Linked DNA regions of Homo sapiens: region 1 is linked to region 2. A link is a loop called in an ENCODE intact Hi-C map of the cell type or tissue named here. Cell type or tissue: chondrocyte. All regions are shown on one strand. Each heading gives the region's core, and the rest is flanking DNA. Links, peaks and the distances in the headings are about the cores only. Region 1 overlaps URB1 (URB1 ribosome biogenesis factor). Region 2 overlaps CFAP298-TCP10L (CFAP298-TCP10L readthrough).

Region 1 (4,391 bases), core at 272-4,271, 260 kb before region 2:
CCTCACACCCTCACCTAGGACGCTGAGAGTGGCGCCATAGGCCCCGAGAAGCACTGCAAAGTGGCTGCTCTCACAGACAGAGGGGCACATCTCCACCACCGTCAGCATCAGGTCCACCAGCGCTTCTGCAAGAAAACAACCCTGAAACACATGGCATGGTGGGGCAGACACACTGAATACCAGAAGAGGAGAGAGCCTTCCAGGCAACATTGAAATGCTGGAAATCTCCTCCTCTGAATAATACTGGTGTTTGGACTGCCATCTAATCCCTTCCCCGCTTATTTTTTTGTTATTATTATTTTCTTTTCTTTTTTTCTTTTTTTTTTTGAGATGAGGTCGTGCTATGTTGCCCAGGCTGAACTCCTTAGCTCAAGCAATCCTCCTTGGCATCCCAAAGTGCTGGGATCAGAGGCATGAGCCACCGCGCCCAGCCCCCCACGTGTTTTTCAATTAAGACATCTCCACAGTCACCTTTCTTCCTAGGCCTTTGACAAGGCTGAATTCAGTCCCTGCGCATTCCCCCTCCCAAATGTTAAGCCAATACAGATTTTCAATCCAGGCATGTTTTCCCCATGACTGTGCTACCAAAGCCTCTACTCTGTCTACTCTTGCCTGAATTGAATGGTGGAGCCCTTTTAGTTTTTCTACTACCCATACCAGTGATGTGGCTAATGGCTGTCTTCGACTTATTAATAGCAGTTTATTACAGTCTGACCCTGTGGTGATTGCTAATACTTCCGGGTGTGAATTTTATCTGTCTAAACAGAGCGTGGCGTCAGGAGGGCAGGAACCCTCGGATTATCTTCTCTGACATCCGACCTGTGAGCACTAAAGTGAATCCTTACTGAATTAGGGATGGAGCCTAAACTTAGGCTTTTGAAGTTCTTTACCACTGAACTGTCAATGGGCAAGTTCCAACCGTTTTCCCTTGATAAAAGTTTCAATCTTCCCAAGCAGAAATTTCATGCAACTAATCAATTTCTCTCAGGTTAGACACCCACACTTTTTTCCCACGCGTGACTTCCCCTCGATCCCAGATTTTAACATGAGCCCATGATAACGGCACTAAGATCTCAAACACAACTTCTGTAAGCCAGTTAAGGCCTTGAAAACAGGTTTGTATTTGCTGTTTGACCACAAGTCAGAGGAGACATTTCTTCACCCTGGATTTGACAGAAATAAAACATTCTGACACTGTCTTGGCAATGCTTCCTTAGCTCCGAGAGCCGGAGGGAGATGAGCCTCAGTGCAGCCAGTGTAAGGAAATCAGGAGATAAAATCTGGATACGGAATGGAAGGGCTGGGGTGAGGGGTCACCTTTTACTTGGCTGTCCGGGCTCTCCTCTCCGTCAGACGTCAGTAGAGTCGGCAGAAACAGCGAGTGCTGCATGAGCATCACGTAGACCACCGGGAGCTGGATGAGCTTCGTGCGCACGGAGCTTTCTGGGCTGTACAGGAGCTGTACGGCGGTGAGGAGCATCTTTAAAAATGTGTGGTCCTGGTACCGAAATCTAGGCGGCGAGAGTCAAAGGGAAAAGAGCTTTGCTAAAAGGAAAATTTATTTTACAGGAAACAATAAAGATTCTTTTTCTCAGTATTTTATTTATTTATTTATTTTTGAGATGGAGTCTCATTCATTCTATTGCCCAGGCTGGAGTACAGTGGTGCAATCTCAGCTCACTGCAGCCTCTGCCTCCCAAGTGCAAGTGATTCTCCTGCCTCAGCCTCCAGAGTAACTGGGATTAAAGGCATGCACCACCACGCCTGGCTAATTTTGTATTTTTAGTAGAGACGTGACTTCACCATGTTGGCCAGGTTGGGCTTGAATTCCTGACCTCAGGTGAGCTGCCCACCTCGGCCTCCCAAAGTGCAGGGATTACAGGCATGAGCCACTGCGCCCGGCCATTTTCTCAGTATTTTATTAAGAAAATGTTCAAACAACACCAAGTTGAGAATTTTGCAGCAAATACCCTATACCCACCATCCAGGCTCTACCACTGACACGGCACTGCATAGCTCTATCACAGTCTTGTCTGTCCACTGACACAGGGAGCACTTCTCAAAACAAGGGAGGGATGCAGTGCATTTATTTTCTTTTTTTTTTCTTTTTTTTTTTTTTGAGACGGAGTCTCGCTCTGTCGCCTAGGCTGGAGTGCAGTGGCATGATCTTGGCTCACTGCAAGCTCCGCCTCCCGGGTTCACACCATTCTCCTGCCTCAGCCTTCAGAGTAGCTGGGACTATAGGCGCCCACCACCACACCTGGCTAATTTTTTCATATTTTTAGTAGAGACGGGGTTTCACTGTGTTAGCCAGGATGGTCTCGATCTTCTGACCTCGTGATCCGCCCGCCTCAGCCTCCCAAAGTGCTGGGATTACAGGCGTGAGCCACTGAGCCCAGCCCAGTGCATTTGTTTTCTTTATGACTCAAACACCAAAAGAACTTCCTGCTTAGTGGAAACGCCAGGAGGCATGAGAACAGCTGCGCCTGAGAAAGAGGCAACTTAGTGCCTCCCAGGTCACCTTGCCCGGCCTCCCTCCTTCCTCACTCTCCTCTACTCAGAACTTCCATCAAATGGTTCAGAAGCCTTCTATGTCCTAAATCCCTTCAAAACCCACTAAGGAAAGGAAAGCAACACGCTCTAAAGAAAGTGTTTTTCAGTCCTATACGAATAACTTTAACCTAAGATGGAAAGAAATATCATAATTCTGTGATGGTAACCTATAGTTGTCATTAACCTGGCACCCACTCTCACTTCTCTCTCTCCTCTTGTGTGAAATACTTTTCTCTGTTTCAAGTTCATGGGATGGTCAGGGAAATGAAAATAATGCATGACTATCTGATTGCCCCAAACTGAAGAGCTGGAATGTATCAAGGGTCAGGAAGGATGTTAAGGGAAAATGAACGCTGACACACACTCTGTTGGGAGTGCAAATTCGCTGGCCGGGCACAGTGGCTTACGCCTGTAATCCCAGCACTTTGGGAGGCCGAGGCAGGTGGATTACCTGAGGTCAGGAGTTCGAGACCAGCCTGCCCAACATGGTGAAACCACGTCTCTACTAAAAATACAAAAAATTAGCCGAGCATGGTGGTGCGTGCCTGTGGACTCAGCTACTTGGGAGGCCGAGGCAGGAGAATCACTTGAACCTGGGAGACAGATGCTGCAGTAAGCCGAGATCACACCATTGTACTCCAGTCTGGGCAACATGAGCAAAACTCTGTCTCAAAAACAAAAACAAAAAATTTGCTCAACAACTTTGGAGAGCAGTTTGAGCATCTAGAACTGAAGATGCACCCACACTAAAAGCTAGTAAGTCCCCAATCCACCCCAAGAGACATGATAGAGACTGTAAGACTATAATGGGAGAGAATGAGAGAATGAGACAGAGAAAGAGAAAAACAGAGAGGGAGGGAGAGAGAGATGTGATGTAAAGGGGAGAATAGGGAGAACAGCCTAGACATTTGTCAGTAGAGGACTGGCTAAGTAATCTGGAATATAGTCAAAAGACCGAATATTCTACAGCAGTAAAAATGAATGACTTAGATCTACAAGTATCAGTACGGGTAAATTAGAAACATCTCAGTGAACAAAAGGATGTATAAAGAATGATACATTAAAAAAAAAAGAATGATACATTAGTGTAAAATGTTAAACACGCTAAATAATACTGTTTAACAACATACTAACACTCAGTGTATGAAAATACAAAATAAGATACTGACGAGACAAAGCAGAACCTCAGAAGAGTGTTGACCTTTGGTTACAGAGGGATGAGAAAGAAACAGGACAAACACAGAAAACTGTCAGCATGTATTAAATGTGGGGGCTACTATTATTCTCTGCACATTTCTGTATTTCTTTAAATAGTTCTTTTAAAAGACTGCTTCTCTCATCATCAGAAGCACCCTGTGTCAAGAGGCAAATCATTTAACTTCTCCAACTTCTATCTCTAAAAACGAGGTGACATCGGCTCCACCACGTGGATTATGCTAATAACAAGCTATAAAAGAGGCTTTGCATGCTGAACGACATTCACACCTTTACCGAAGGGCACCAAGAAAATAAAATCAACTTACTTGAGTCCCTTCTTCACGAATTTCTGCCAGTCACCAGGATCAACTTCATTAAGTGCATGCTATGAATAAAATAAGTAAGAAAAACACATGAAACATCTCAGTCTACAAAATACTAAAAGGCCCCAGCTGCAGAGCCTTCAGAAAGGCATCTGCCTCCATGGCCTGACTACCTCCTCTGTAAAACCCATGATCAAAGGGTTGAAAAGAGGAGCGCTGGTGTCCCCTTCTGCTCTGACACTTGTGATTCAACCCAGCAGCTGCTCTGTTCTGGACTCTCTGTGCAATGATTATTTTTTTTTAATAGAATAGGCATAC
Region 2 (4,391 bases), core at 258-4,257:
CTGTGTACATAGATCCCTGGTGTCTCTTCTTCTTCTTTTTTTTTTCTTTTTTTTTTTTTTGTTGAGATGGAGTCTCGCTGTGTCACCCAGGAGAGCAATGGCATGATCTCGGCTTACCACAACCTCTGCTTCCTGGGTTCAAGCAATTCTCCTGCCTCAGCCTCCCGAGTAGCTGAGATTACAGGCACACACCACCATGCACAGCTAACTTTTATATTTTCAGTAGAGACCATGCACCATGTTGGCCAGGCTGGTCTCGAACTCCTGGCCTCAGGTGATCCACTCGCCTTGGCCTCCCAAAGTGCTGGGATTACAGTCTCCTCACCTTGGGCAATTTAATCCCTCTGGACTTTGGTTTCCTAACTCGTGAGATGACAATAGTAGTTTCTTTCTAATTTGGCTGTTTTTAGGTATAAACGAAAAGAATATATAGGTAAAGTGCTTAGTACAACCGTCTGGGAAATAGCAAAGTCCCCATAATGCCAGCTGCCGTTACTGTTATGTCTAGTATCGAACTTCTCCTGGAAATCAGCCACCTCTCTCCTTGAGCCCTGTCCAGGGCCAGTGGGTTTTTGGTAGTGTAGAGGGGCAACTCCTATCTTGCAAGGAACGGCAAGAGGTCGGGGCAAGCAGCTCTCTCTGGTCACTTCTTCAAGGGGGTGGTTGCTGAGGCTTTGGAAGGGAATTTAGTGAGCTCAGACCCTCTCAAGGCTACTGTGCTCCAAGTATGTGGCAGTTCATTTCAAGCTTGATGGCACACTCTTTGCAGAGCAGTTGCCAAGGAACGAGGTAATCTTGTGACAGAAATACTGCCTGATGCTGTCAGTTTGATGGTCGAAAAGGTTTTAGGTGGTATCAAATTTTATTACTAGCATTCCTGGTCTCCATGAAAGAACCACATAAGAAGACAAGTTATGTCAAAGGACAAAACCACAGACCTAGATGGGCACCGTGCATACAGCAGACACTTGGTTTCCTTTTGATATTGACTCAAACAGGGACTGGATTAAAAAAAGAAGAAAATAACAACAAGACCACAGACTTAAGCTGATCAGTGGTCTAACACTGGCAAGATTACTTTTGTTGATAAATTGATTTCTTGGGAAATCCTGGGAAAGTTCCTGGACGTGACCCTGTGGTCCTACCACCACTAGCTACCTGTGACCTTGGGTGAGTCAGCAAGTGGATGCAAAGGGAACACACACAGCACGGTGCCACAGCGGGCACCACCTGCCCCCCGCCGTCACAGATGGCTTGCAAATAAGCTACTCACGTACTTCCTGAGATCTGCTGCACCCAAACACACCAAGCTCAGAGAGGCTTTTGAGGCAGACAAGGGCAGGGAGAGAGGATGGTTCTTCTCGCATGGGTATTTAAGGAGTGTAGTGTCATGCGTGAGTGACTTTTTGGTTAGTAAGTTCTGCTGATTACATGAAGCAATGGGATAACTATCACGGCCAAAAGAGTATTCCTACTGCAGGCTCAGTAAGACTTTCTAATGATATTGAAGTAGTAGTTCCCTGAAAAGAGCTACTATGATCACATGGCTTGGTTAACTGTTTCTTACAAGTCTGAGCATGAATTTAACACACACGAACTATACACTGACAAAGACAGGATGCTCCTGAAATAAAATCACAGCATCTTATTGCATATACTACATCATCCAAGGTCAAAACCCTTTCATAGAGACATTTAAAACTATAACCAAGTAAAAGAGAAAATAGATGCAAATTTGCTTTTACAAAATTTGAAAATCAACCAAAAGAGTAAGGCACAAGATGCAGTCAGCTACAAAGCACTTCAGAGAACAGCGCTTTGCTCTCAGGTCTGGGACCCACCCCCTGGGCAAGGCCGCCTGGCAGCAGGCAGGAACCAAACCCCTGCCACCTCCACTCACTCCCAGGGTTCCTCTTTGCAGGATGGTGGGGAGCGCAGGCACCAAGGCAGGAAGGCCAGGGCAGGAAGATGCCCCGCGTCCTTCACTTTCCCTCAGTGTGAGCACACCAAGTTCCCTCTAACCAGGAGAACAGGACCCTAGGCACCAAAAGTCAAGCATGAGGGACTGCCACAGGCAGTCTGGCAGGTGTCTTTCAGATGCTAAAGTGCCAGGGTTTGCAGGATACTTGGATGGTTTACAGTGATGATGAGTTGGAGTCTTTAAACTCAATGGTGTCCTAGATACTCAGTTAGGATGATAGTGATCCCATCCATCCCGTGGTTGGTCACTGAGCTGCGTACGAAGCTGGCCTAGAATCAGACCCCGCATCCATAGGGAGAAATCATCACCCTCTACCGGGATCTGGATTTGTTTTCAGGATCTATTCTCATGAAGGAGACTTGAGAAGCTGAGAAACTCCAGAAGAATTTAAGTTTCAAAGTCAGATGAGTTTGCTACTCAACCTTCATCATGGTTGTAGCTTTCGCTCCCAGAATACAAGGCCAGAGAGGCACCAACCAGGAGGCAAACTTCACCTTCAAGGCCAGGCAACGCCTGGCTACAGTTAGACCCCGCAGCAGGGTTAAAGAAGGCTACAGTTAGACCCCGCAGCAGGGTTAAAGAAGGCTACAGTTAGACCCCGCAGCAGGGTTAGAGAAGTCTCTCCAGCAAGGCTGGGAGTTCAGCTTCCAATAGATCTAGAGGGCCAGGAGAAAAAGCATGCTGAGTGCCTGGCGGCATCTAGTGGTCACTAGTGGTCACTGCCAGTCATCAGCTTTCCTCCAATAAACCAGTTATCATGAGAATATAAAACAATCAGGAAGAAAAAAAAGTGTAGCTTTTTTTTTTTTTTTTTTTTTTTTTGAGACAAGAGTTTCGCTCTGTTGCCCAGGATAGAGTGCAGTGGCAGTGATCTTGGCTCACTGTAAGCTCCACCTCCCGGGTTCACGCCATTCTCCTGCCTCAGCCTCCCGAGTAGCTGGGACTACAGGCGCCTGCCACCATGCCCGGCTAATTTTTTGTATTTTTAGTAGAGACGGGGTTTCACCGTGTTAGCCTGGATGGTCTTGATCTCCTGACCTCGTGATCTGCCTGCCTCGGCCTCCCAAAGTGCTGGGATTACAGGCGTGAGCCACCGCGCCCGGCCAAAAGTTTAGTATTTTATCAAAGAAAACCATGACATACTAAATAGTCCTGAAACAAAAACGATTTACACATTTTCTTCTGACTAGGTATTTATTAAGTTCTAAAACCTTGAATAACTGCTATTTTAAAAATTCACACTAAAAGAAAACTAGAAATGTTAACATCTTTTACAGAGGGCAGTAAGTGGCCTTTTTTTTTTTTTTAAATTATAATTGCCTAGGAGAAAGGTGAGCTAATCTCTTTGGAAGTGTCATCAGCTGGTGAACTTCATCTTGGTCTCCACTTTATGTCTTTCACTCCATGAAAATGTCTTTTCAAAGCAGTGTTATCCGCCCATGGTGAGTTTAAATAGGCATCATCATCATTTTCTTCCAATCTCTGGAAATAAGTATGTTTTATTCAGGCAGGCATTTCAGGAAAGTGTTTTGCACATAAAGAGACTGAAGAAAGAGTCCATGACTGACCTCCCCCTCTCCCTGCCCTCTAGGAGCAGGATACTGCCATGTCTAACACCAGGGGACACCTGGCAGGACCCCGACAGACCTGCAGACAGAAGCTCTAGAAAGACCCCTCCCCGGCATTCTGCAGAGCTCACTGCTCCCCAGCAGCCCCAGGTAAGGCACACAGGCTATGTGTGGGCGCCAGCACTGCAGAAAGCCCATCTGTCCCCTGCTACCTTGAGCTCCTCTTGTCTTCTGTGATAGTACAGCATCAGCTGCTTCTGCTCCTCACTGCTAATAATAGGCTCTCGGGCTGGAGCTCCCTGTCCCCTCTGCAAAGAGGAGAGCAGAGCAAATTGTGGATTAAGGTGTTCTTAGAGTGACAATCCTGAAGTTACAACAAATGTTTTACGATTGCCTTTGCCGGCTACTAAAGATAAACAGGTCCCCCATGTCTGATCACCCGAAGTGAAGCATCAAGGGAAGCCTTGGTCTTGAGCAGCCCTGAGCCCTGGACTCTCACTGTGTGGAGACCAGAGGCTGCACGATACCATCTCTGTCTTGACCATTCCCAAGGCAGACACTGCAGGCAGGTCCAGTGGGAAAGGGAGGATGCTCAGAGCCACGGACTCTGGATCTACATAAGGTGGAGGGCCCCATTTCCCCAAAATCACAGCCTAGTGACGTAGGAGCACCCACAAAACCAAGGCGGCCCCTCAGGTTACAGCGCTACACGATGTCCTTCAAAGGTCTCGAACCTTTCCTCCTCCCCCTCCTGTACACAGCATCAGCAGTTTGAAAAAGCCTGAAATCAGTGACGGGCGAAATTTTACATTTCAAGGAACATATCTGTTTACTTGCAGCCC

Evidence for each region. Peaks named below come from ENCODE experiments on the same cell type or tissue, not always from the same donor. Only the 100,000 strongest peaks of a DNase experiment are listed, where the experiment ranks them.
Region 1: a loop joins it to region 2, with 2.8 times the contacts of the local background. A loop is called at or near these places in 3 of 110 quality-filtered maps.

The regions. Positions count from the first base shown.
Region 1 is chr21:32,337,390-32,341,780 of GRCh38, forward strand. It overlaps URB1 (URB1 ribosome biogenesis factor), which reads right to left. Exons shown (of 39, transcript NM_014825.3): 25 at 4,077-4,135; 26 at 1,318-1,511; 27 at 15-125. Among named protein-coding and RNA genes, the nearest start is that of MRAP-AS1, 31 kb to the left of the region's middle. In chondrocyte, for the core only: CTCF peaks have their summits at 2,455 and 2,655; no DNase peak of the experiment used is centred there.
Region 2 is chr21:32,598,511-32,602,901 of GRCh38, forward strand. All of the region lies in intron 5 of CFAP298-TCP10L (CFAP298-TCP10L readthrough), which reads right to left. It overlaps CFAP298 (cilia and flagella associated protein 298), which reads right to left. Exons shown (of 7, transcript NM_021254.4): 6 at 3,762-3,857; 7 at 844-3,463. The coding sequence ends at 3,353. Among named protein-coding and RNA genes, the nearest start is that of CFAP298, 12 kb to the right of the region's middle. In chondrocyte, for the core only: CTCF peaks have their summits at 2,683 (motif pointing left) and 2,888; no DNase peak of the experiment used is centred there.